Regions from separate parts of the Homo sapiens genome. Here regions 2, 3, 4, 5, 6 and 7 are each linked to region 1. The links are chromatin loops, found by intact Hi-C in ENCODE. Cell type or tissue: PC-9. All regions are shown on one strand.

Region 1 (4,000 bases):
GAGGCAAGAATTGAGTTGCTGCAGACCCATATGGGTTCACTGCTGCTAACACATCTGTGTTTGTGTATCTTTGTGTGAGCATAGAGAAAGTTATGAAAGCCTCTTAAAAGTGATTACTTTTGGGAAGGTGTGATTGGATGAGGGTGGAGAGGTTGTTACCTTTTTAAATTACTCAAGTAATTAACAAAGACATTACATTTGAAAACAAAACTTTAGAGCCAAGGCCGGCCCTATTAAATACCACTCCTGGCCCTCTTCCCGCGTTATATGTGGTTTTCCTGAGATTTTCTGTGTATTTGCATGGTTATATATGTACTTGGGGAGAATTCAGAATTTTTTAAAATACATGCTACCACGTTGTACGGATCTTTCTATAATATACCTTTTCACTCCACAGTGGTTCTTTTTTTTGTTATGTGTCCATGTTAGTAAATGTAAACTCTCTAATCCCTTTTTAATTGCTGCATAGGATGCCTTAGCAAATAACCATCTATTTAGCCATTCCTCTACTGACGGGCAGTTAAGACTCTTTCTATTTTTTAGCTATTAGAAACAGTGCCACAGGGGCCACTCGTGTACAAGCCTCCTTGAACGCATGTTTATGTTTCTCTAGGAGAGACACCACTAGTAAAATTGCTGGGTAATAGTGTATGACATTTGAAAAATATTTTTAAAGTAGATTCAGGCCCAGTGTGGTGTCTCTCGCCTGTAATCCCGGCACTTTAGGAGGGCGAGGCAGGAGGATTGCTAAGGCCAGGAGTTTGTGATGAGCCTGGGCAACATAGTGAGAGTTCACTTCTACAAAAAACTTAAAAAAAAAAAAAAAAAAAGAGACTACAGTATATTCTGTAGAATTGCCTTTAAAAGAGGCCATGACAATTTACATTTTATAATCTGAAGGATATTTAAAAAATTATTGTCTAATTTAAAACAGGCATGTCTTAATTAATAAAAAACAAAGAAAATCCATAAAATTGTTCTTGAATTCCCTTTGTTCTCCAAATGTGAAGAGATACATGGATTTTCACCTTTCCTGGCTTCCTCCAGGGAGTCCTCCCAGGTGAGCAGGAGATGGAGAAGGTAGCTTCGGACAGCAAAGATTAATGAGAGTCTTCAGAGAGCTTGTTTCTGTCCCCTGGAACTTACCTGATAAGCAAGAAAAAGTTACAAATTTACTACATATTGAGTATGCCTAGTCTCAAAATCTGAAATCCAAAAGGCCCAAAATCTAAAACTTTTTGAATGCTGGCCAGCATAAAATAAATGCTCCTTGGGGCATTTCAGATTTTCCTACTGGGGATGCTTAGCTAGTGTAATGTAAGAATTCCAAAACCCAAAACGTTTTGAAATGCCAAATACTTCTGGTCCCAAGCAGTCCCAAGAATTTCGACTAAAGGATGCTCAACCTGTATTTGGTGTTTTATTTATAGTTCCAGCATGAGAGAAAGGCATCTCTGAGTTTCAGAAAAGATTTTGGTTGAGCATATGAAAATATTGGCTGAAGAAAGAAAAGGCCTTTAGAATTTACAGAAACATGAAGTGGAAATGGCTCTTCCTCTGACTTAGGCAGTGAATGTAGAACACACCCGGAGAGCTTAATGGGATCTTTCACAGAAATGAAACTCCTCAACAAATGTTTGTCAGCTTAGGTGAGGTTCTTGGCTAAGGCACCAGTAGTGGACTTTGATATTCTTTTACAAGTGTATCACTCACCAGCAGAGGGGGCCAAAGAGCTTTCCACGGTTTGGAAACTCCCTGGCGTCAGAGAAAGCATCGGTATCACCTTTGCCTAATAGTGCAGCATATAAAAAATGTTTAAATTTGGTGTCCAACAAGAAATGCCATAGCAGTCATTTTCTTAAATAAGTAATTTTAACGTATATATGGAATGACATATGCACATTGTTAAAATGCAAATACAAAGAATACAAGAAGGCTTTTTGTATATAAAAACATAAAATGTTTTAAAAGACAGCGCTGGGGCTAAGACTCAGAACTATGTGTTTTAGACACTGTTCCCCCAGTAACCAGTTTGGAAACCTCCGGGATAGCTAATGGCTTCCCTCAGATAGGGAGTTGCCCTCTCCTTAAAAAGTCCCTGCTGGAGGGACAGAAAGGGTGACTTTTGTGGTTCTGGCTTTGTCCTATGGCCCTTTGGATTCCTTCCCACCTTACTGATCATGGTAGTGGAGTGGGTGGTGGCTGGAGGAGAGGCAAAAAGAGCATGTTTCTGTTCTAAACAACTGTCATACAGGGGCTCTGTGTTGATAAAAACACCCATGCTTTTAATTTCACATAATTTGTGGTTTAATTTGGCTATTGCAGTGACAGTCAAGAGATGATTCTCTTTGGAGAGGCTGAGAAGAAAAGGAAAGAGACTAATCAGGGTGTGTTAAACTTTTTTAATAAAAAACGAACACTAGGGGGCAGCAAACCACTGTTCGGAGGAGCGTCTGCACAAAATTTAGTAAGGCCGAAAGATTGTTTTCCTGAACACGTGATGTGTTTGTTAAACATCCTCTAAAAAGGGATGTCTGCTGTCAGGCTGCTTTTACCTGAATGGTAGTTTCAATCTTTAGGCGGTCTTTACTTTTCAGTTTCCTCCACACGTTCCGATACCTGCCATCTTCTCATGGAGCACATTCACATGTCACAATCAGTGTTTCCGCACTCTGGGCTTCTTAAAGGGAGCCCTCCTAGTGCCTCCCACAAAGACCGCTAACATTAATCTCCAAAACCACGCACCTCGTCGGGGAACAGGCGGCCTGAACAGCTCACTTCCTGTATCTTGAGGGATGAGGAGCTGGAGGTCTCCACCCGCTGGGTCTCTGTATTAGTCTGTTTTCACACTGCTTATAAAGACATATCCGAGAGTGGGTAATTTATAAAGAAAAAGAGGTTTAATGGACTCACAGTTCCACGTGGCTGGGGAGGCCTCACAATCATGGCGGAAGGTGAAAGGCACACAAGAGAGAAAAGAGAATCAAGCAAAAGGGATTTCCTCTTATAAAACCAACATATCTCCCGAGACTTAGTCACTACCGCGAGAACAGCACGGGGGAAACTGTCCCCATGATCCAATTATCTCCCACTGGGTCCCTCCCACAACATGTGGGAATTATGGAAGCTATAATTCAAGATGAGATTTGGGTGGTGACACTGCCAAACCGTATCAGTCTCTAAGTTAATACAGATTCTGCCAAGACCTCCTCCTGCCCTCCAGGTGATAGGAGAACTCTAGGGGTCCTATTCAAGTAAGCGTGTTCACAGGGGTGACCTTGCACTGTCCTGAGGGACGTTCCATATAGGCAAAGGCTAAATTTTGTTTGGCTAGATATTTTATTCTAAATCACCTAAGCCTATTTCCTCTGCTGACTCTGGGAATTAGTACCCGGGAGATATATATATCAGCTAGGACTCATATGGGCCTTGGTACCACGTGATGCTTTCTGGTAAGTGCTGCTGAGGTGCCATCAGAGCCCAGAGTATTGGGTTATGGTGTCATTTAGCCATGAGCTGTGTGGCCTTGAACAGACCATGTAACCTCTGTTTCCTCATTTGTAAAATGAAGAAGTGAGCCTGGAAGTGAGCCCAGAAGTGCATCTCTGGATCTGATTTGAAGCAAGTAGATCACCATGCTCCATATTCTTTTACGGGATCACATTTGTAACTGCCTGTGATGGTTAATATTGAGTGTCAACTTGACTGGATTAAAGGATGCAAAGTATTGTTCCTGGCTGTGTCTATGCCAAAGGAGATGAACATTTGAGTCAGTGGACCGGGAGAGGCAGGCCCACTCTCAGTCTGGGTGGCCACAATCTAATCAGCTGCCAGCGTGGCTAGATTAAAGCAGGAAGAATGTGGAAGGACTAGACTGGCAGAGTCTTCCAGTCTTCATCTTTCTCCAATGCTGGATGCTTCCTGCCCTCGAACGTCGGACTCCAAGTTCTTCAACTTTTGGACTGTTTGACTTACATCAGTGGTTTGCCAGGGGCTCTTG
Region 2 (4,000 bases), 84 kb after region 1:
GGGGGAGGGATAGCATTAGGAGATATACCTAATGTGAAATGACGAGTTAATGGGTGCAGCACACCAACATGGCACATGTATACATATGTAACAAACCTGCACTTTGTGCACATGTACCCTAAAACTTAAGGTATAATAATAAAAAAAAAGAAAGATGGATGGATGGATGGATAGATAGATGGATGGATGATGAACGGATGGAGAAAATTTATCAATTTCTCTACTGTTCCTTGGCTATTAGGTCTTCTAGTCATTGGCCCAGTTGCCAACTGAGTTTGAAAGAAGCAATACTCAGCTGTGACTGTTGATGGAAAAATGGACCATAGAGGAAATTTCTGACCCACTTTTGGCAAAGTGGACACACATAGACCCAGCCCTTCTCTCTGAAAGATGGACAAACTGTTTGGGAGGGGATGACCTCCCAGCAAGGTCAATGTGGCTCTAGGGTGACCAACTGAGGGAGAGCAGCTGGGCCAAAGTGACCTGTCCAGCCATTGCTCAGAACAGGCTGTAATCCTCACTGTGAACAAGTCCACTGAGTTTGCTTGTGGAGGATAAATGCAGGACTGACTGTATAGAAAGGTAAAGAAGCATCACCTTGGCCAGGGAGGCCCCAGACAAAATCATGAAGCAGGTGTATGTGTTTGCAGTGACTTCTACTTATCCTTTTTGCCCAGTGTCTCCACCTTTCTAAATCTCATTTCATCCCACAGGGAATGAGGGTTTTTATCCTGCCTTGTTCCCATTATGGAAGAAATAAAATAAAGCAGAGTAATGCTAAGCATTCATTGTTACTCTCATGGCTTGCAGGTTGGCTGCAGCCTGGCTGAGCTAGGCTGGGCTTGACTGGGTGGCTCTGCTTCAGCTGCAACCCTGGCTAGGCTTGACCCTTTGCTGTGAGTTGGACTCATGTCTACACCCATATGATCATGTTAGAGTCCAGGCTCAAAGGGCAGCAGCCACCTGAAGGAAGCTCTTGTCCAGGTAATGGCAGAAGCATAGGACAGGTATTAGTTTCCTAGGGCTGTCATAACAAAATACTACAAACTTGGTGCCTTAAAATAATGAAAATTTATTCTTCTACAGTTCTGGGGGCTAGAAGTTAAAAATGAATGTGTAGGCAGTGCCATGATCCCCCCAAAAGTTCTAGGAAAGTGGCCTTACTTATCTCTTCCAGTTTTTGGTGGCTGCAGGTTTTCCATGGCTTGTAGCAGCATTACTCCAATCTCTACCTCTGTCCTCTGGCATTCTTTTCATGTTTCTGCGTCTTGTCTCATGCAAGGGCACTTTTATTGGATTTAGGGCCTGCCTTACTTTAGTATGACAGTATGATCATAAGTTCCTTTCAATCCTTACCTTAATTACATCTACAAAGACCCTATTCCCAAATACGGTCATATTCTGAGGTTCCAGGTGGACACAAATTTTTAGGAGACATGATTCACACACTACAGGAGGGCAAACCCAAACAGGCAAACACATTATGTCTGCTCACATCTCATGGGCAAAACCAAGTCACATCAATTGGTAATTATCTTCTGTCTCTAGTGTGAGGGGCTGTAAAGTCACATGGAACAGGCCTGGATACACAGGGTGGGAAAGAAATGGGGCCAACAATCCAACCTACTACAAAAGCCTAGTTTGCTGTGAACCCAGAAGAGGAGATGGTTGGTGGTTCTGCAGTGCTTCCTAGCCCTCCAGACTCTCATCTGCATAAATGGGTTTGCTGAGAAGTCCGTGCCTCATGGAGTTACAGTAATGATTCAGTGTTAATACATGCAAGCTGCTTAGCACAGTATGTGGCACACAGTAAGCACAGAATTAATGTTAACTACTATGATCCTTATGAACCCACTGTCCTTTCTCTACCATCCACTTCACCACTCTCTGTTATTCCTTATGCTTTCCCCCCTTCTCCTGGTTTTCAACACATGTAATTTCCATTTTGCATAATTCACATAAACGAGCAAAGAAATTCTCCTGTTGAAGAGTCTTGTTATACTAGAATTTGGAAAAAGGGGGTCCCAATTATAGGGTGAGATAACTATTTAGGACATTAACTATTAAGATAGTGGATAGTTGTGGGCAATAAGCAAGCTAAACTAGTGCTTTGATCTCCTGAAAGGGAACTTGCTGTAGGTTGAGGGATTTCTGTGGCTTTCATCAAAGGAGTGAGAATCATGCTGGGCCATTACCTTTGCAGAGTGGAAATGATCCAGCTCAGTTTTGAAGCAAAAGCTGATCAGATAAGGGCAAGAGAGCAAAGGATGCTGCATCATCACCCAGGCTGGCCTCTTGGCCAGCAGGCGGAGAGATAAGAACGTTGCTCTGGGGAACGAGTTCCCCAGCAGTAACTGCAGTCTCTGTTTGGAATATGAGTTGTTCCATGCTAATGAGTCACATTTCATCATTTCCGGGAGTTGATGCCCCAGAAGGGACTGTTGTCACATAAAACCTTTTTATAAAAACTGTTTATTTGGTGGAGTCTTTATGTTTAGCTTTTGCACCAAAATAATTTCTAAGTGATGATTCATTTCCAACCTACATGACATGCATAGACGCAGCTAATGCAAAATAGTGTTGATGCACGTTTTTTACATTTTTTTTTCAATTTAAAGAACCGTTGTACAGTTTTTGCTAAGGTCTCAGGATTTCTTGAGATTCCTGTGGACACAGTGCTGCAGAGCTGCACCCGAGGCAGGATCTGATGGGAAAGAGTGCTGACCTGTTAAGGGCTGGATGATCGTTCTGGATGGAATGTGCAGGAAGCTCTAACACTGAAAATGGACTTAGGGACTGTCTTTGCCTCTGTTGGCTGTTAATGATCTTTGCAATCCCGAGAATTTTAGAAAAGAGAGCAATAATTTCTACTAGCTGTATGGTTACTAATTTCTAATCATCTAAATATAACCTTTTATATTAAAATAGGTGTGATTACAGGCACAGAAAACCAAACACCACGTTCTCACTTCTTTTTTTTTAAATTTTATTATTATTATACTTTAAGTTTTAGGGTACATGTGCACAATGTGCAGGTTTGTTACATATGTATACATGTGCCATGTTGGTGCGCTGCACCCACTAACTCGTCATTTAGCATCTCCTAATGCTATCCCTCCCCCCTCCCCCCACCTCACAACAGTCCCCGGTGTGTGATGTTCCCCTCCCTGTGTCCATGTGTTCTCATTGTTCAAGTCCCACTTATGAGTGCACATGTTCTCACTTCTAAATGGGAGTTGAGCAATGAGAACACATGGACACAGGGACAGGAACAACACACACTGGGCCTCTTTGAGGGCGGAGTCGGGGGGCATCAGGATAAATATTTAATGCACGTGGAGCTTAATACCTGGGTGATGGGTTGATAGGTGCAGCAAACCACCATTGCACATGTTCATCTATGTAACAAACCTGCATGTCCCGCACATGTATCCTGGAATGAAATAAAATAAAATAAAATGAAAAAAATTAAATAGGTGTGATTAGCAAGATGAATTCCCCTGTGAAGCCTGGAGCAGGCTTCACTTTTTTCAACACACATCTGTGCCTCAACAACATCAGACAAGGTGTGGGGGCTCACGCCTGTAATCCCAGTACTGTGGGTGGCTGTTGCAGGAGGATCACTTGAGGCCAGGAGTTGGAGACCAGCCTGGGAAACATAGCAAAACCCTGCCTCTACAAAAAATAAAAAATTAGCCAGGCATGATGGTGTACGCTTGTAGTTCTAGCTTCTTGGAAGGCTGAGGCAGTAGGATTCCTTGAGCCCAGGAGTTCAAGGTTATAGTTATCTATTATTGTGCCACTGCACTCCAGTTTGGGTGACAGAGCAAGACCCTGTCTTAAAAAATGTCTTCTGGCCAAGAGAAGTGAGTATGGGTCAGCAAACATGAAGTTCTTGCCCAGAGATCGAGAGATGCTGTTGGCCTTTGCAGGGGGAATGGCCCTGCCCAGCAGAGGGTAGAGCTGTAAGGGACCCTGCCAGGAGATTTTGCCCATGGGT
Region 3 (4,000 bases), 540 kb after region 1:
ATAGAGGAATAAATCAAGACTAGGAGAAGTTAACTTGCCCAAGGTTGTGCAAATAGTAAGTGATGATTCCACTTGCTAATAAAAGTCTTGTTAGTTTCTTTCCAGCACACTGCCTTTTACTGTAAGGCACAGTTCCCGTTTTAAAGAGTTTATAGTTTTTGTGGGGAGGTAAAACTTGTGCACAGATGTAAGAATACAATACATTAAATGTCAAGAAAAAGAAAAATGGCCCAATGTGCAATGGGAATTCAGAGAAAAGAGAAATGTTTTCCTACCCATTTCTTTGTGTCTGAAATGCCACTTGGCATGAACTACACGTCTTTCAGTTCTGTAGGAACATTTCTTCATACCGAAATCTTATTTTAAGGGATAAAACCTCTATTCTTCAGCCAGTTGGAATTTGACAGTATTCCATGAAGTAACTGGAGAGGAGTGGGCAATAATATGAATTCTCAAATGACAACAACCCTTAAGGTGATATTTTAGAAAAAAAGAGTAAGATTTTTCAATACATGTCTATGAGTATATTTGACTTTAAAGACATTCAAGAGAGAATTTTTGCCTGTATTTTTTTTCCACTGATAATACATAGTCCTTGATCTTGTTACATATGAAGTGTATGTCTGTATCTCTCTGTCAAATATTCAAATATGGTTTATGATCATATCTACATCTGTCCAGACTTGAGGTTTTTTTTTTTTTCATGGCTAGCTAGGACTACTATCACTCATGCCACTTACACTCTGTGAATCCAAAGCACTATCTCCATTTGCATCCCAGAAGGCAGAATCACATCGTGGATTGGGGAACAGTCTCTATAGCCAATTGGACCGTGCTCCACTCCAGGGTCTCCCTTTACCTTCTTGCCATGTGATGTTGAGCTATTTCACTAAACCTCTCCCTTCATGTCTTATATTTCTTATCTGTAAAATGGGGATAATGGTGGAATCTAGGTCATAGTGTTTTATGAAGGTTAATAGATAAAATCAATGTGATGCACTTAGAATAGTGTCTGGTACACAGAAAATACTATATGATCATCATTTCTTCTTCTAGGAACGTCAGGCAGAAGCAATCTCTAAGGGTCACTTATGCATCAGGTTCTATTTTGTTTGCTGTAGGAGAAGTTTTTTCAATCATATGTTCGTTATTTTATCTTGAAACCATTTATTGAGTGCCTGCAGATACAATGGATTGCAAAATTAGACATGTCACTGCCTTCCTAGAATCCTGAGCATAGTGAAGAGACAGTCATGGCTCAACTAATTATACAAATAAATGTAAGATTACAACCATGGTAAGTGCTAGGAAAGACAGGCTTCATGACTCCTTATTACATTTGAATACACAGAGTTTAGTGCCTAACAGAGCAAAATTGTGTGTTTCTTGAAGAATCCAAGTGCTTTAATGCCAAAGAAGGGAAGGGCTGCTCAGTGCAGAAACTGAGAACATCCTGAGAAACTAATTAAAACCTTCCTATTTGATGACACCCATAGGATGGGAATCGCTTCCTCTCTCGACTTTCCTTGACACAACTTGCTCAGGAGGAATGCAAAGGATGGGTGGGATCTTCCCCAGCATGAGAGTGAAAGGAAGCCACATACCAAAGAGATGACGGTGGCACAAGAAATGCTGCAGCTGCTAATTCCACCTCCACCCTGTGGGACAACTGCTTAGCAATATTTCAAAGGCAAAAACAAAGTACAGGAAAAAAGAAAAAAAATGGATTTAACAACTTCCTTGACTGGAGGTCTGGATAAGAGTGGAGCACATTTTAAAGTGGACTTTATGGCAGAAATACATGTGGCTTTACAGACATCTGTGCCTGGGATTCACAGAGCCCAAGTGTACATTTGTACATGAAGCACAATCAGCTATTCAAGGCATTTGGCAAGAAACTGGAATATTGATGCCATTTCAATATAATACGTGTTCATCTCCTGTGCATCACTAATGCCAGTTTTACCAGAAAGCTGTAGCTGAGAATTCCATCCAGAATTCTTTCTGCCATTCTTCATTACCAGTGCTTGAAAGGGCAGTGTCCTCCTGCTGAACTTTTAAATTGTTAATTTCAGAAAAATACATTCCCTTTCAGTTTTATGTAACACACGAAGAGAAAATGAGTTTAAGAGTGGAGACAGAGTGTCATATATCAATGGCTGGGAAACAAAATTTAAAGAGAATGAACTCAAGAGATCTACAGCATAAAGACTATAGTTAATAACAATGTTTTACATACTTAAAAATTAATAAGAGAATCAATTTGAAGTGTGTTCACCACAAAAAAATGATAGGTATGTGAGGTAATGCATATGTTGATTAGCTTGATATAGCCATTCCACAATATATACGTATTTCAAAACATCATGTTGTACATATAAATATAGTTTTTATTTTGCAATTTAAAAAATTGTTCTCATTTGACCTTTGTACTTCCCTGACTATATTTCTGTGTCTCTATATCCCATTTATCTGCTTGTCTGTCTATCTTCACCTCATTCACTTTCTCTTCCTTCAAGCTTTCACATTGCATGTCATTGTTTGATGGCTCTGCAGTCAGGATGGACAATTAAGAGACTGTTTCCCGAACATCCACTATGAGTTGGGTAGGAATGTCTTTGAACTCATGAAAATTGCCATCTGGAAGTGAAGACAAATATGAGACATACTTAAAAGTGTGATGAGTGTCAAGAAAAGAAATACATAGGATACTCTGGAATCAAATAGCGATAGTAACAGTAATAACAACTAAGGTTAATTCCATGCTCACTATGTACCCAGGCACTCTTCTCAGTGATTTATATGTATTATTAATTTTAATGTACATATCACATCCATGAGGTAATGTACTATCACTTTCCATTTTATAGATGTGAAAATTAAAGCCCAGAGGGATTAAATACTTAAGTATTTTTCCAAGGCTGCCCAGATAGAAAGCGGTGCACTGTGATTTGAACCATGTGGTTTGGCTACTGCGCCTCTGTGCACTCTAAGTACACTCTTATACACAAGAGAATTTAGCTTGATCTGCCTGGAGAAAGTGTACTACAGTTTAAAATAATATTAATACATTTTGGGGATTTATTTGAGTACTCCTTTAATAAATGTGAGCAAATATTTTTCTCTTTAAAAATTAAGGTAGATTGAAAATAAACATAAAATGCCTCTAAATGTAAAGTAGTGGGATCCTGGGAAAAAATGGCTATGAAGGAAACGCTAGTGCAATTCACATAAAGTGAGGCATAATGCATCAATATCGGTTTCTCAGTTGTGACAAATATACAATTGTAAGATGTTAACAACAGGGGAAAATGGGTAAGGAATACACAGGGGTTCTCTGTATTATAATATCTTTGTAACTTTTCTGTAAATCTAAAACTCTTCTGAAATTAAAAATTTACTTAATCAAAAAAGAAACGAAAAGAAAATATCTGCTAGACTGATCAACCCCCATTAAGCATGTATTAGTTGCAAACTAAACAGTTCTCTAGAAAAGGCAACTCCTCTTTGGCACGTTCTCTCTGCTACTCAGGCAGGCAGCACGGCAGCATCTTCAGCATCTCACAGGGCATCTGTGCCCATTTGTTTCTTGGCCTCTTACCTGGTCAGGCCACGCAGATCATACATTTTTGCAACACCATCCTCTTTAACCTGTATATCAATGTACTCAGCATCATTTCCTTGCCCTTTTCCTGTTCAGTAGAAACTGGTAGCCCTTGTCCTGATTCCACCCAATAAAATAGTATCTTAACAACTTTGCTCCTTTGGATCTTTAAGTGGTGTATTCTTAATCCAGTACTGATACCTGGGCCATCAGATTTGGCCCTGTCCTGCAGGGTTTCGCTCATTCTGTGGAAGCTGCCAGTCTGAAGCCTGGGAGACCTAGACCATGAATGGTTCCTGTGGAAATCAAGCACCCACAGAGACTTCTCTGGCTCACACGGGCGGCGTTTTTGAGTATTTTAAAAAAGAATTTAAGAACTGACAGTCTCTCCAATAC
Region 4 (4,000 bases), 350 kb after region 1:
GGGAAACCAAAAGATTGACACTCCTGATTTCATCCGTTCACATTCAAGGTTAATGTTGATATGTGAGGTTTTGTCCCTGTCATAATGTTAATTGTTACCTAGTGGCTTTGTAGTGTCAATTGTGTAATTGTTTTATAAGACCTGTGAATTATTTTGTACATTCATTTGTTTTTACAATAGTGAGCATTGACCTTTTGTTTCCAAGTTTTGAACTCCTTAAAACATTTCTTGTAGGACTGGTCTAGTGGTGATGAATTAGTTTAGCATTTGCTTGTCTGGGAAATATTTTATTTCTCTTTCTTTTATAAAGCTTAAATTTAGGAGGATACAAAATTTGTGGTTGACAGTTTTTGTCTTTAGGAAGTCTGAAAATAGGACCCCAATCTATAGTGGCTTGTAAAGGTTCTGCTGAGAAGTTTACTGTTAATCTGAAGGGATTTCCTTTATAGGTGATTAGATGCTTTTTTCTTGATGATTTTAGAAGTTTTTCCTTCATATTGACTTTAGAGGCCCTGATGACTATATGCCTTGGTGAAGTCCATCTTGCAATGCATTTTCCTAGAGTTCTCTGAGCTTGTATCTGGATGTCTAAATCTGTCTCTCTCTCTTTTTTAGGTTTTGGGCTCTTTATCTTGCATTCAAAATTGATGATGAGAAATATCTATGAATGGCAGTAACCTGAAGAGGCATAAATGACAAGGAGTTGATCAACCCTGAGTTTTCTGATTTTCATTATGTAAAGTAGCATAAAAAGTATTTTTTTTTACTTTTATTTTAAGTTTAGAGGTACATGTGCAGACTTGTTACATAGATAAACTAAACTTGTGACATGGGGCTTTGTTGTGCAGATTATTTTATCTCCCAGGTATTAAGCCTAGTGCCCATTATTTATTTTTCCTGATCCTCTCCCTCCTCTCACCCTCCATCATCTAATGGGCCCCAGTGTGTGTTGTTCCCCTCCATTTGTCAATGTGTTCTCATCACTTAGCTCCCAATTATAAGTGAGAACATGTGGTATTTAGTTTTCTGTTCCTGTGTTAGTTTGTTAAGGTTAATGGCCTCCAGCTCCATCCACATCCCTGCAAAGAACATGATCTGAGTTTTTTTTATGGTTGCATAGTATTCCATGGTGTATATGTACATCATGAAGCTGAATTTAGCAGAATACAAAATTTGTGGCTGACAAGTTTTTTTTACACTTTTTTAACAAATCTAATCTATCATTGGTGGGCATTTAGGTTGATTTCATGTCTTTGCTATTGTGAATAGTGTTTCAAAGAACTTTTATGTGCATGTGTCTTTATAATAAAATGATTTATAGTCCTTTGGGTATATACCCAGTAATGGGATTGCTGGGTCAAATGGTATTTCTGTCTTTAGGACTTTGAAAAATTACCATACTGTTTTCCACAATGGTTGAACTAATTTACACTCCCATTAACAGTCTATAAGCGTTCCTTTTTCTCCACAACCTCTCCAGAAATGGATGTCTAAATTTCTACCAAGCCTAAGGAAATCTTCCTTAATTATTTACTCAAATAAGTTTTCCAAACTTTTAACTTTCTCTACATCTCCCTCAGAAATAGCTATGACTTGTGCATTTGGTTGTCTTACATCATTCCATACTCCTCAAAGGCTTTGTTCATTTATGAAATTCTGTTTTCTTTATTATTGTCTGACTGGGCTAATTCAAAAGATCTGTCTTTGAAATTCTTTTTTCTGCTTGGTCTAGTCTATTATTAAAGCTTTCAACTATATTTTGTAATTCAATGAATTCTTCATTTCTAGATGTTCTTTGTGTGTGTGTTTTGTTTTAATGTCTACCTCTTCAGCAATTTTTTCATTGATGTCTTGAATTGTTTTTCTAATTTCTTTGTGTTGGTTTTCAATTTTCTTTTGTATCTCATTGAGCTTATTTAAAATCAATATTTTGAATTATTTATCTGGTATTTCAAAGATTTCCTTTGGATTAGAATCCATTGCTAGAGAGTTAATGTGATTCACTGGGGTGTTTTAACACTCTGTTTTTTCATATTACCAGAATTTTTCCTCTGGTTCCTTTTCATCTAGATAAACTATCTCTTCTTCTCTCTTTCTTTTTTTTGAATTTACTTTCGTTTGGAAAGGAATTTTTTTCCTCCTTGAGGATGTGACTATGCTGTATGCTGTGTATGGTTATTTTACTTTGGTTCTGGATGCTTTCAGTGGCAAGGATTCTATGTGTGTTCCATGGTTATAGATAGCTTTTGTGTGGTGGCTTTCTCAAATGCTGGTTGTAGCTACATACTGGGTGGGTTTGTGAGCAGGTTCACTGCCTCCTTGGGTATCAGGATAGAGGAAGTCTCAGGAATCTTAGCTCATTCCTCACTGTTGTGCGCTTGTGTCAGCAGGTTTTGTATTACACTGTGCAGTTCAATCTCCAGGCCAGTAGGTGGCATTTACAGGTAACAGCTGACTATCTGCAGAAGCAGATGGGCATATACTTGATCTTTGTTTACTGAGAGAAGCTCTCTTTTGCTTCAGCCAATGGGCTGTTCTGTGGACCACCCACAAAGCTGGGTGGAGCTGGACTGTCAAGCTCAACTTTGACCTCAGATATCCCAACGGTAAACACGAGCACCAGACCTGACTGGGTGGTTGAGGGAGCTCCTGGTGAAATGTGCTGAGGCTTCTGCTGAGGTTTCTACCTCAGCTCCACGGCCTGGCCAGGTAGGAATGCAATTCACCTTCCTGTCATGTTTCTGTCCTGGCACTCCAGACATTCGGGTCAGACAGACCTCACTATCTCCAAGCTGCAGTGAATCTGAGAGCCATGAAAGGTACCTGCTCTGTGATTCTCTACCAATGTGGTTATGGTGTGGAACTTCTTTTCTCAGCCCAAAACGTAAAACTTTGAGGCTCTCCTCTTCTCTGCTTCAGGAATGCTGCTGCTCTATGTAGAGAGTGGGAAGGGCCCTGCCATTTTGCAAGCCTGGGCCTGGTAAGCACACTGCCAATGGGGTACATCCACCCCTAACAGTCCTAGAATGACCATCCACCAGCATGCCTATGTCAGTCTCCTATGCGTGCAGCCATGGCTGTTTCTGCAGTAGTTGTGGGGAGGGTAGAAAAAAGAGGTCTCCCTCTCCACAGCCATGCTCAAGCACTGGGGCCATATGGCCACTGGGGTGGAACATATTCCTTTCCCACAGAGCTGAGCATGGCATCTTTGTCTCTGCTGGAAGAGACACAGTCAACTTTACCGCATAAGTGGAAGCTCTCAAGCACAGGAAAGAATGTGCTCTGGTTTCCTTTGCCCCAGGGAAGAGGTACTTCCTTGGTGGGCTGCACTCTCTCTTCCCTTAGGAGCAGCACTCCCTGAGACCTGGGCCATGGGCATTCTGCAGCTTCTCTAGGTCCAGTCAGGCCTGTGTGGCTGTCACAATCCCAGCTGGTGCTGGGGAATGTCTGTGGGAGATCTGGCAATGTGGAGACACAAGGGCTGAGGTTACCTGGGCAGAAAACAGTCTCACAATGGGTATGCAGCAAATATGGCACCTGCTACCACAGCTTGGGTCCAGGAACAGGGTGAGTGACTGTGTGCAAGTTGGTAGTCTGGTGTGATGTCCTCAAAAAGTTACCAAATCACCACCCATACTAGTGCTTGGGCTCATGAAAGCAGAGGAGACCTCTAAAGTTTGGAAACCAGCAGTCTGCTGCAAGGGTGAAGGGAGCCAAGAACATTTACCTTTTTGATGAAATACCAAGTCCCTCAGGAGGGTTTGATCTCAGCCAGCCTTTTGCTTCTGTCTTTTTCTGTATGGTAGCTTCTTCCTGTGAGTTCTCCAATAGTTCCGGCACCCTCTCTTTAATATTCTATGTGAGTTTTGATTATTTACCTCTACGTTCCATTCTTCTTTCTGAGGAGAACTTACATGTGACCTCTCTAGTCAGCCATCTTGAAATTTATAAAACCTGAATTTTAGTTTTTTATATTATGGAAAGGTAATATGTTTATAGA
Region 5 (4,000 bases), 890 kb after region 1:
TGCTGATGTCCACTGATGTCTTAGACTATAATTTTATAACTTTGAATGATATAAAGGTTTACAGTTGCTATTTTTTTGCATATTGCCTATCAGAGGCTTGATTAGGAATGTGATATGAATCTGTCTAATGGAGCAGGAACTATCTGTATGGGGTTAAGCTTTTAACCCAAAAATGTTTACTGAGCACCAATTATGCACAAGTAATTTGAAGTATTGGCCTTGTCTCTGAAAGGTGCTAACAGATAAACAACATCATTCTTCCATTTAGGCCGTAATTCTGTTCAGAAATTAAAGAGCAAAGGTTGTGAATGTCAGTTTTTCTTTCTTTCCTAAAAATCAATAGGTAATTACACTGACCCAAAAGGCAAAATGAATTCACTCTGTGAGTTTACCATTCATAGGACAGGACTTCACATTTACATGCCCATTTAAACATGCCCTGCTACAGTCACTTCTGAACATGTAAGAAGAGCTTCTTTGACATTCTGAAAAAATATTAACTCTAAAAGTTAGAGAGTAAACAATTTTAAGTGTTCAAATAGTACCTTCAAAAAATGATAAATAATTTCAATTTCTCTTTCAGGTAATAACATTGAGATATTGAGGTTCACTGGGAAAAATATTTTTGTTGGCACTTGGCACTTGGAATGCTTATAACATCACATCTTTAGTGGTATTACTTCAGCTATACCCTGTCTCATTGTTTATACAGATAGTGATGCATTTTGGTTAAGAATCTTAATAACAATAATCCTTTATATTTGTACAGTCTTTTTCAGTTCCAGGGCAGTTTAGATTTACCATCATATTAAATTCTTGCAAGGACTCTGTGAGATGACTGTAAGATTATTATTCTCATTGTGCCGTTGGGAAAACTGAAGCTCACAGAGTCCAAAGGCTATGAAGCATGGACTGGAAGCTGCCTGTCTGGGTTCAAATTCTGGCTCCATAGCTTGCCAAATATGTATAATTTGGAGCAAGTTACTTAACTTCTTTTGTATCAGTGTCCTCATCAGAAAATGAGGGTAATAACAGCACCTACCTTACTGGATTGTTATGACAGCTTAGGTTAATGTATGTTAAATACTTAACAGCAGTACCTGGCATATGGTAAATGCTACATGCATTTCAGAAATTGAGCCCAGATTTCTGACTGCATGTCTAGTGTTCCTTTCATTACAATAGTGTTTCAATTATGTCTTGTTACACCACTTCATGTGGTGGTTGACAGGGTACTGAACTAGAGGCAAAAGTACTACTACAGAAGCATATTCTGATGTTGTAGCTTCTACATTTTCCTGAATTAAAAACAATTAGGTAGTAATAATGTTCATGTAAACTATTTAGTAATCCTTCATGTGTACCAGGCTGGGTATCAAGCAAATAACGCATCTTTTACATGTATTATTCTATTCAATCCTCACAGCAGACCTGTTCATCTCCACTTGCAAACAAGGAACTGGAGTCACCAAGAGGTTAAGTTGTGCAGCGAGTCAGAGCATAGTGATAGGCATCAAAAGGGAGTTTCACGTCTGACTTAATATTGGTATCTGTGGAATGAAACAGGAATGTGCTTAATCATATCAAGCGATCTGATACTCAAACCTTTGTCTTCACCAGGGGTCACTGTCCTGGCAGTTACAGCATATTGCAAAACTGAAATCAAAGCTAAAGGCCTTAGAAATTTTTAATCTAAGCAAGAGCTGATTGTGTTTTAGTGGTGGATATCCAGTATAGTTTCCAACAATTGCAAATTGAAAGTAAAGGGAAAGTAAGCTAACAGACTCCTTAAAGTATCCACAGTCTTGGATAAAGCTTTTTTCTTCCAAATCTGCAATTATTCTTTTAAGGATTCAATTTAATTTATTATTTAAATTATTTTTAACATATATTATTTTAAAACTAAATTACATACAAATTTTCTTTTCCCTAATCTAAAGTTAAAATAAATCACTTTGTAATAATAACTGTGTAGAATTATATGAAAACATCATGTCTGTATTTTCAGTGCCTTAAGACACTTGGAATCTTTGGAGAATCTCACGTTCTAATTTTATTGGATTAGATATGCATGGCTTGGTGGCCTCAGAGGACAAGACTTAGGAGTAGCCCCAAAACATAGTCATCAGAAAAAAGAAAGAAAGTGGGGATTATTCTTTTAAGCAATTTAACCCAAAATCCAGGTTCCATGTTGTTCCGGCTTCAGAGTGAAATTTTTGTTCTCATCTAATTTTAAAGTTATACAACAACAGGAATGCTGTTAAGAAAACTCTGAGCATGAACCAAACCCGAGTGACAATACAGAACCCTGTTTTTATAGATGTTTGCCCCTAAAATAATAAAGTATAAAATATAAACTGACAAAATGGAATGCCCAGTCAAATAATATGATGTGACTTTGCATACATTTTATATCTCCTTACATGTCCAAAGGAGACATATTTTGTCAACATACAAATTCTGAGTGGCCTAGGAGGCAAGCCTATTCACAGTAATCCTCCTGGGAAAATAAGAAAGGAAGAGTAAGTACTAACTTTAGTATTAATTAGTTTTTGTGACACCATGGAACTTCCAACTTACAGGCTGGTAGGGATAGGGCACTCTGTCTCTATAGCATTGCAAAAACTGCTTTTCCTTCCATTTCTGCTTCAGATCACATGTTCTGGCTCAGCAGGGGCTAACGAGATGGAGGGAGCAGAATCTCTGTCTCTCCCTCTCAGATATTCTGATAAAGCCCTACTCCTGTCAGTTGGAGATCAGGTGTGGAGTTTCTGTTGGGTAATAATTTCCAATTTTAGTTATCTAGAGTTTAATAGCTATTGTTTTAAGTTATTGTTTTAAAGAAATAAAAATCACTGGTATATTTTAAAGCATCTTAATTAGTAGCCATGTATTATTTTCAATAGCTGATAAACAATTAGGCTTTAAACATTAAACATCAAATCATTAAGAAATTCAGTTGAAGTAATCAGAACTAATATTGATGAAGAGGAGTATGACTGACTAGGAGGGCATTCATTTTTCCCCCAAAATCACACTGGGTAAATATGGTAACAGATGAATAAGGCCACACACAAACATCAACTTAGTCACTGTATAAGCATGCCATTTAAAGTGATTTTTAAGCTGACCATCACCTAATTTGGGTAACTACATTTCTAGGTTCTACCTGGACTCCTCTGATGTGTGTGCCAAGACAGACAACACTTTCATAAGCACATTATAGACTCAAACAAACAGAAGTGACAAAATGTGCAGAAGGACATTGTAAATTATTCTACAGGGGACAGCTTCATGTCTAGATAATTGTTTTCCTCCTTCTTAGTATTTGTTGCTAATCATGAGAATAATTGTCCAATTCACCTACTGTGTCTTCTCACAATTACTATTCAATGCATTTTTCAGATATTTTAAGACGTTCTCAAAACTGTGGAGCAAATCATACAAATGGGGTAATACACATGAAAACAGGTACTTCCCTTGCCCCGCTCATACATTTGATCTCTTCTTTCCTGGCTGCTTGCAGATTGAGTTCACAGAAACATATGGGGATAAAGGAAGAAGGCTGATTTTTAAAGAAGCAGATTAGAACCCTTCCCACGCTTGGATGTCATCCTCCTCAAAGTAGATTAATGTTCTCTACTCCATTTCTGTTTTCTTCTCTCTGGTTTTACTGTATTTTTTTTTCTTTTATTGCATTGGCAAAATCTGCAAAATTAAAAACTTGTCCTTTAAGGGTAAACATACACAGAGAGTCTTTTTCATCTGCTTAAGTTCTAAGTCAGCAGAATTTAATTTCCCTGAGCAAAATAGTTCCCTGACTGTGTCTTGTTAATTACTAAAGTGTTCCTTCCCTAAATTTGTTTTCATTCTTGTATCTCCTTTGAGTTTCTCTCAGGAAGAAGTACCCAATCAATCTCAGGGTCAGTGGCTGGGGGTGCCATGGCCTTGCACCTAATGCTGTTTCCATATCTATTGAACCCTCGTTTTGACAGGACGT
Region 6 (4,000 bases), 960 kb after region 1:
CTATCTAAGGTGGGAAGTCCTATTATTCATTTCCTGCCAGAATTTAAAAAAAAATCCTTAAATTTAATTTAAATTTAAAGAAAAAGTTTAAGGTCATCTCAACATCTGACTTCTTTGTAAGTCAGGTAAACAGAGAAGAAGAAGTCAAAAGAAGGAGGCATAATACTTTTTGCATATCATACTGATATGTCTTGTTTTGTACTTATAGTCAGCCATTTCAAAGAAGGTTCCTATTTAATATGTTTGAAATTTTCTCAAAGACACTGCATTAATAATTTCTCATTAAGGCTAGTGATATATTATTTAAGAACAGCATTGAGAGAGATGTAAAAAATTTAAACATCATTATAAGCAAACCGGCCAACACACATGCACACACCAATTTAAAATGTCCTTTAGTTTCTTCTTAAAGTAAATGAAAAGGCACATACACTATTTTCTAAGAAACTTTAGTCTATAATATATTTTTCTTCCACCAGGAATGTCTTTGTCCCATTACCCCAAGTAAGATTCCACCCTTTCTTCGTAATCTGCTTCAGATGTCACCTCCTTTATTGAGACTTTCCTGGTTCTCCCCAACCATAAACTATCTCCTTCCTCTGAGCCCCTATGGGGCTTGACCAATTTCGAGTCTGCAGTGGCCCGGGGTCTGCTGAATGACTTTCACAGGCCATTGGAACTTTTTGCCTTATCAGCCTCTTCATAATAAAATATTAAAATGATATTTTATAACTGATTGGTATGAACATAAATGAAATCTAGGCTGATTTTTTTTTATTATACATTCATTATTATTATGATACTTAATTTTTTCTTATTTAAAAAAATTAAAAGGAAACATTTTATGGGCTCCTAAATGCATCATGGTACTAGGCCTTCCATCCCCGCCTAATGGGTAACTTGGCCCCATCACTTTCACACCAGACTTGTGTTGTAATTATTTATGCATGTGCTATCTCCCCTTCTAGGAAAAGAGCTTTAGGTTAGAAGCCTGAAAACTCTTTATAGCAACTATCTGAAATAAGTTTATTGAATGATATACAACCTTCCAGGGTCTTTAGAGAAAGAACACTCAGGAATTTACTTAGTTCTGCATTTACTGAGGCAGGGTGGCTACCACTCTTTGGTATGACTAATTATGATTCCTACTTTTTTCCAGTGAGAAAGCTACATTATTATTGTTAGATTTAAATGTTCCTATTTTTAATGAAGTACTAAGGGAACAAGTTAGAAACAAACTAGTAATCAAGAACCCTGGAGACTTGTTTCCATTTTCAAAGTTTCCTTTGTTGATTAATACTTTGTTTTTAGAAAAGGGTGTATGTGTGTGCATGTGTCCCATATATGAACAAAAAGTGACCTGAAAAAAAATTGGGAAAATGAGGCTTTTCTTTACTTCAATCTGGTACATTAGATTAACTAACTTAATGTGTATGAAGTCACTTTTTATACATTTTATACACTTTTTACACATTTAGGTTGCCACCTAAAATGTATACACCCATGCCCATAATTGATTGTAAGCCTACGGCACTGGGCATATTAGTGAAATGCAGAGAAAATTTTTCAGTTTTTAAGCCATCACACTGCTCTGTCCCTAAAATCTTGAGTGAGTTGAAAATAAAAACTACAAAAGTTTATGCCATTAGCAATGTTCTTGACCTACATAGGTTTTGATGCAAGCCATTTTGCAGATGAGGTTGCTCTCTCTTTAACTGATTTCATGGTCAAGGTTGGAACCAGCATAAATCACCTTATAAGAACAGGCACATATCTTGTTCACTTCTAAGATATATGTTTCCTGCCATGGCAAGTGTCTGGCAGAAGGCACTTAACTCCGAAAGCATTGTTACAGGGATCAGCAAATACAATTCCCTCAGTACACAGCATCTCCAGAAAGTTCCCAGAATTCTGAAACAAGTGATTTTTATGGCCATGCCAAATAAAGTTTATTCAAGAAAATGCTCCCCTATTTGTAACATTCTCAAGAGTATTTACAGCAAATGTTTGGAGAGGTAGTGCTGTGGGGAGTAGTCAGGTGATCTGGAATGCCATTTGTTAGTGAGAGCTGCTGAACACATGGTAGTCATTTCATTTCTCCTCAATGGGGGCACCAAAGGCTGGCTCCATAGAAGTACAGAGGTCTTTCATCATTATGCTCTACTAAGATCTCACTCAATGCTGCCACAAATTTAACAATATTTTTTAAAAACTTCTTCATGGAGCCAATTATAATTTTCTCACAGGTATATATAATATTCATGAAAGCATCTTTAGAAACTGTTATTTTTATTGCTCTGTAACAATTAAGCTAAATAAAAACCATATCCTTACCATGCACAGGTAGCTCCAAGACCTGGCTCCAGGCTACCACTCCCACAGATGGCTGCCTGGACATAAAGCCCATCCACTCCAAGATAGGGAGCCAGCACTGCTACTGGTTGTCTTCCCAAAACACCAGTGATTACTGGCAGGGTACTTTCATTTGAGAATAAAAACAAAACCAAGTAAAACAAAAATCACACACACAAACACTGACTTCCTAATGTGGTACTTTTCATTCAGAGAGGGAAAATAAACATAAAATAAAATGAAATCATAAGCTTCAGAGAGTAGGATCATTTGCTTGCAAATCATTCAGATGCAGTAGCAGCTAGTTTGCCCAGAGTTTAGATTAAAAGTGTCAGGTTCCTTCAGGGGGATTTTCCCAAGCGCGGATGAAAATCACACTCGGATGCAGTCATTCCTTTGGAATGTAGCAAATTTAGATGACCCAGGTAGCTGTGGAGGCTGCTTTCCAAGGGCATTTCCAGCTCTCTTTCCTTCTCTCTGAGAGCAAGAGTGATGAAGTGCATTCTTGCCTACTCATCTGCCCTGTGATCTATGGATCCACAATGAAGTACAAGTCGAGCATGAATCAGCAAAATGCTCTATTGAAAAAGAAACTGACCTAATGATGCTACGGTATGAAGTATGAAGAAGTAGGAAGGTATGAACAACAAGAAAATCCCCAGTGCACCCAGCCTGGCTCACACTCTTGCTGGGAGACTCGCCCAATGTTGGATTTCAAGTAGGTTCAAGGTAGGTTTGCCAGATAAAACACAGAATGCCCAGTTACATTTGAATTTCAGTAAACAACTGATAATAATCAGTGGACTGTTAAGACATCTACCTTTCTGATATTCTCTCTTCTCTGAAGCCTCCCTGGATCCTTGAGGTACCAAAAGCATTAATAATAAAAGCAACAACCAATATTAAAGAGCTTCCATTTTCAAGAGCACTTTTCACATTCATTAGCCAGCTCTTTAGTTTGTCTTTACGACATTCCTGAAGGTTGATATTATTATGGGCAATTGACTGATAAAACTAGAGGCTCATCTGAAATTAAGGCATTTATTCATTCAAGTAAATGTTACAGTTAGATTTAAAGCTCTGGTATCAACTTAACTGCCTCCCAAAAGCACTTTGTGCCTTTATTTTTAAAATAAAGCTTATGAAATTCTCCCAGATACCTCGTTTATCTACCTTGCTTTCACCTAAATTTCGGGCTTCCAGAAAATGGAGATTGATTATTGTTTATTTTTACTAACCTCACCATGCCCTGATGTTCAATAAAATGTCTTTTGATTTAGGCCGGGCGCGGTGGCTCACGCCTGTAATCCCAGCACTTTGGGAGGCCAAGGCAGGCATATCACAAGGTCAGGAGATCAAGATCATCTTGCCTAACACAGTGAAACCCCGTCTCTACTAAAGACACACACACACACACACACACACACACACACACACACATACAAATTTAGCCGGGCGTGGTGGTGGGTGCCTGTAGTCCCAGCTACTTGGGAGGCTGAGGCAGGAGAATGGCATGAACCCGGGAGGCAGAGCTTGCAGTGAGCCCAGATTGCGCCACTGCACTCCAGCCTGGGCGACAGAGTGAGACTCCGTCTCAAAAAAATAAATAAATGAATAAATAAAATAAAATAAATAAAAGTCTACTGAT
Region 7 (4,000 bases), 590 kb after region 1:
CCTCCTTAAAAAGAGGCCAGTGATTTTGTTTGTTGTTTGAGTCACAAGAATTAAAAGCCCATCCTCTCTTCTTAAAATCCCTTAATCTTTCTTCTCCTCTTCTGTAAAATGGGTGTAACATCTGCCTCAGTGAGTTGTTAGGAGAAACAAATGAGATTTAGCCATTAAAAGAGTAATGAAATTTCCTGAAACTTTAAAAAAATTACTTTCTTTTTTGAATTTTATTTTTCCTTTTATTAAGTATTTTAACTATAACCCATTTTTTTGTTTCTTTGTTTGTTTCTAGCTTTATGGTCTGCCAATACAAGAACATCATCAATCTAATATAAACAGTTTGGTCAAATGTCTTTGGGACCTATCTATTGGGACCTATTACTTGGGACCTATTCATTACTATTATAATTAATAGTATTCTTTTGGAAAATATGTCACTGTATTACATTCATGTGTTAATTATGAATGCAATTCACAAATCTGTGATAAAAGTTACACTGCACCAGACACTCCAGACACAGGGCTAAAGAGGACTGATATTGCCACACATAAAGAAGTATTTATTACAACAGGAATAGAGTCATGTAACAAGCAAGTGCAAGCAATTGTGCTTCTTGGTAGCACAAATACAGAACCATGCAGTATTACAGAGGTGCCTAAGGTGGGGGCCTTAAGAGAATCTGAACATTCTGACGTTGAGAAACAATGCTTAGAGGTATTTGTTGTTGTTGGTGTTGCTATAAAAATCCTCCCCTTTCATGAACATTTTTTCTTTACTTATTTTATGTGTTTGTTTGATTCCCTAATTTAGGCTTTAAAATGTGCTGACTTTGTAGTCATAATTATGGTACGCTTTTCAAAATTGTTAATGCGGGTGACCAAAACCAATCCCTACCCTTTACAGGCCTGCCACAATCCTATTGATAGCGGCAACTGCCAGCTGAAGGTTTTGGATCTTGTGATTGCAATGGAAACTGGCACGATCAATCCACTTATTTGCTAAATTACCCGTGCTTCCTCTACTGTAATTCCCCCCTGCCCCCTGCGAGACAGAGTCTCGCTCTGTCGCCAGGCTGGAGTGCAGTGGCCCGGCATGATCTCGGCTCGCTGCAAGCTCCGCTTCCTGGGTTCAGGCGATTCCCCTACCTCAGCCTCTGGAGTAGCTGGGATTACAGGCGCGCGCCACCACCCCCAGCTAATTATCATTATTATTATTTTTGTATTTTAGTAGAGAAGGGATTTCACCATGTTGACCAGGATGGTCTCGATCTCCTGATCTCGTAATCTGCCCTCCTCGGCCTCTCAAAGTGCTGGGATTATAGGCTTGAGCCACCGTGTCCTCTACTGTAATTTTACTTGCCCCCTGTGGGGTAAATATTTTCAACATACTTTTTGGTACTGCAGTAAATCACATTCTATCCTCAAGGATGAAAAGCAGGAAGATTCTTATTCATTAGAATAGAGTTTCTTCCCAAACATCCATGCAAGTTTAAAGGCTCCTATTGACTATGTATTAGAAGCACTTTTTTTGTTGTGTTTTGTTTTTTACTGAAATGATATTGTTGGCTCTACAAACAAATGAAACCCAATAATGGGTTTCTCTATTCTTGCTGGTCTTTTCCTTCTTAAAAGAATCATGTGGTCATTCCTTATTTGAAAAAAAAAAAGAAAAAGACACTGAAATGCTGCAATGCCTGATAAGGAGAATCTGCAACACTTGGGCATCTTGTGTATAAGAAAAGATTCTTATCCTTATGCTACTGTCATGGAGCTTGGATATTTACAAACCTACCGCTTTTGACAAGCTTGTGAGAATTTACATAGTCTCACACCGCCCCTAATTTTTATGGCAGAATGTGTCTCACATTTGTAATATTCTCAGAGCTCCTCAGGATTCTAACCTCTCTAACTAGAGATGGTTTCTGAGCAGGCAAGAAGGAAAAAGAGGCAAAAACTGATTGCATCTTTTGTTCGCTTTTCAAAGCCAGATCTCGAAATTCCCAAGAATCCTTAAAGTTGGAGACATGTAGCTAATGGAATTCTAGTCAATCCACATATTTATGTGTTTGGAAAGTGGCTGTTATCAGTTCTTCTTAACCATGTGCACTATTGTCAGGGCCCTTCCAGGCAGCCACACCTGACGAAAGCTGTGATTGCCCTAGATTTCCACTAGAGACCTCTAGCTGATCACAGGAGCCTGGAAAGCAGCTCTCATTACTGGGCGTTTCTCTAGAAGCAGCAGAGGATAAGAGTTTGCCAGTTGCCCCTGGGAGAAGGTGGACTTTACCATCAAAGGAAAATAATTCTGTATAATCTTTCTCTCTCTCATTTTTTTTTAAAGCAAATTGAGGCTTATTCAAGTAGGTATATTGTGAAACACTGAAGAGGAAATAATTTCTGTGTCTTAAAGCTATGGCATACAAAAGACAAAATAGAGATTTTTATAGATTGAAAGGCCCCTTCTCTAAGGGGCTGTTCATACTGATATTTGGAGGCCAGCCTCAATTCTCAGTGTTTGAGAGCTTCTCCTGACAGGTATGAGGGAGAATGAGTTTACTCGCAGTCTGAGAGCTTTTAGGCATTATTGTGAAGCTGAACAAAGTGCTCCCTGTGCCCCACCATGCCCCAGCCTTTTACTGCAGCCCCCTATATGTGAAGGATGGTAGCCCTCCGGGTGCATACCACCTTCAATGCCAGGCCTATAGCTGTAATCCCATGCAACAGAAACAGATGGGATACATCTGTAAGGAGAGACTGGTAGATGAAGTTTCACCGTTTTTCCAAAAACGCAAAACACATTAATCTCCATTTGCCTTTGAATAGTCTGCAGTAGAAACAGAGGACCAAAAGGGAAAATAATCTCCCCTCATTTAACCTGTGCCCCTGTGAAAAATTGTGATAGCTTGTATTTCAGAAACTGAGTGTAACTAATTTTGCCCTCTATCCATGGTCTTCACTACACAGCAGCATTAGAAAGAGAATCAAAATCGGATCAGATCAATGAATCTATAAAGCCTTTTTTGGAATGTATTGCCACCACGAGTTGATCAGTTTCTCCAGAGGCCCTCTAATACCCAGTTTTCTCTGGGGCAATTGTAGATCCTTTTGCATTCATTTTTAGGACAAATCTTGTCATTCTTTTAGGTAGACTGTCATTTGTTCATTCATTTATTCATTTGTTTTTCAAATGCCTATGCTGCTCCAGTCGCTGTGATTTGCAAAGAAAACACAAATGATGATATACAGGGCTTGAGTGGGAGTTCCTAACATTGGATCCACAGATTCCTAAAAGTGAACGACTACTTCAAGATGTCTGTAATCCTCCTAAGATGTGTGTGTGCTTTAACTATGAGAAAAATCCAAGATTTAGAACAATCTTTAAAGGGATTGATGTAAAAACTATTGTAGAGGCTGACAGTTACACGAGCAAGTAATCAGAAGACTACATTAGAATTGTCATATAGTAAAGATACAGTATGTACAGTGTCACATGAGGTCACAGGTGGAGTTTTCTCAATTGTCACTGATGACACAGGTCAGTGAAGGCTACAGAGAAGGTAGCATTTGTGTTATATGTGAAGGTTGAGTAGGAAGTGGTGAGATGACTTGAAGGGAGGGTAGACGAAAGTCAGTGTGCTCTGAGGGGCAGTTCACCTCCAGGGTCTGAGGCCACCCTGCAAGTTGGAGCATGATTGGAATTTTCTCTCCTGCAACCTGACAAATGAAGCGCGCTTTGCCATGAGTCAACTGTTACGGGAAAAGGAATTCCACAGGCATGCCCTGACTGACCACAAATGGGCGAGAGCACATGTGAGTACAGAATGCCCAAAGGTTGGTGTGGAATAATCAAAACGATTCAAATGCTTGGTGCTGTACCAGAGTTGTAGGAGGCCTAGCCTCAGCACTGTACTGCTGCTCTCACTCTCCAACCTGCACTGGAGAGGAAGGTCAACTACAGTAGGTGGAGCTCTGCACCAGGTCCAGAAAGCAGACCTTGATTCTGCAG

What was found. Hi-C counts contacts between places; a loop is a spot of excess contacts. Peaks named below come from ENCODE experiments on the same cell type or tissue, not always from the same donor. Only the 100,000 strongest peaks of a DNase experiment are listed, where the experiment ranks them.
Region 2: it touches region 1 in a loop (7-fold over the local background); 7 of 110 quality-filtered maps call a loop at or near these places.
Region 3: it touches region 1 in a loop (6-fold over the local background); 3 of 110 quality-filtered maps call a loop at or near these places.
Region 4: it touches region 1 in a loop (11-fold over the local background); 20 of 110 quality-filtered maps call a loop at or near these places.
Region 5: it touches region 1 in a loop (8-fold over the local background); 3 of 110 quality-filtered maps call a loop at or near these places.
Region 6: it touches region 1 in a loop (20-fold over the local background); 2 of 110 quality-filtered maps call a loop at or near these places.
Region 7: a loop joins it to region 1, with 18 times the contacts of the local background. A loop is called at or near these places in 43 of 110 quality-filtered maps.

Annotation. Positions count from the first base shown.
Region 1 is chr5:57,296,670-57,300,669 of GRCh38, forward strand. It overlaps LOC107986381 (a long non-coding RNA gene), which reads right to left. Exons shown (of 2, transcript XR_001742513.2): 1 at 2,556-4,000; 2 at 1-1,146. Among named protein-coding and RNA genes, the nearest start is that of RMEL3, 96 kb to the right of the region's middle. In PC-9, CTCF peaks have their summits at 1,725 (motif pointing right) and 2,442 (motif pointing right); DNase peaks (open chromatin) are centred at 1,732 and 2,462; H3K27ac peaks cover 556 bases.
Region 2 is chr5:57,381,060-57,385,059 of GRCh38, forward strand. No RefSeq gene overlaps it. Among named protein-coding and RNA genes, the nearest start is that of RMEL3, 12 kb to the right of the region's middle. In PC-9, no CTCF peak of the experiment used is centred here; a DNase peak (open chromatin) is centred at 2,382; H3K27ac peaks cover 2,694 bases.
Region 3 is chr5:57,840,246-57,844,245 of GRCh38, forward strand. No RefSeq gene overlaps it. Among named protein-coding and RNA genes, the nearest start is that of LINC02225, 57 kb to the right of the region's middle. In PC-9, no CTCF peak of the experiment used is centred here; DNase peaks (open chromatin) are centred at 1,586 and 2,326; H3K4me3 peaks cover 434 bases; H3K27ac peaks cover 3,336 bases.
Region 4 is chr5:57,648,051-57,652,050 of GRCh38, forward strand. It overlaps LOC101928505 (a long non-coding RNA gene), which reads left to right and starts at 2,610. Exons shown (of 3, transcript NR_104668.1): 1 at 2,610-2,709. In PC-9, CTCF peaks have their summits at 2,419 (motif pointing right) and 2,623; no DNase peak of the experiment used is centred here.
Region 5 is chr5:58,186,892-58,190,891 of GRCh38, forward strand. It overlaps LOC105378983 (a long non-coding RNA gene), which reads right to left. Exons shown (of 4, transcript XR_948350.2): 4 at 1-1,550. Among named protein-coding and RNA genes, the nearest start is that of LINC02101, 67 kb to the left of the region's middle. In PC-9, no CTCF peak of the experiment used is centred here; a DNase peak (open chromatin) is centred at 1,550; H3K4me3 peaks cover 1,101 bases; H3K27ac peaks cover 4,000 bases.
Region 6 is chr5:58,257,099-58,261,098 of GRCh38, forward strand. No RefSeq gene overlaps it. Among named protein-coding and RNA genes, the nearest start is that of LINC02101, 140 kb to the left of the region's middle. RefSeq lists an enhancer at 2,388-3,587. In PC-9, a CTCF peak has its summit at 2,037; a DNase peak (open chromatin) is centred at 2,853; H3K4me3 peaks cover 2,287 bases; H3K27ac peaks cover 3,510 bases.
Region 7 is chr5:57,885,892-57,889,891 of GRCh38, forward strand. No RefSeq gene overlaps it. Among named protein-coding and RNA genes, the nearest start is that of LINC02225, 11 kb to the right of the region's middle. In PC-9, a CTCF peak has its summit at 2,157; DNase peaks (open chromatin) are centred at 2,250 and 3,760; H3K27ac peaks cover 2,047 bases.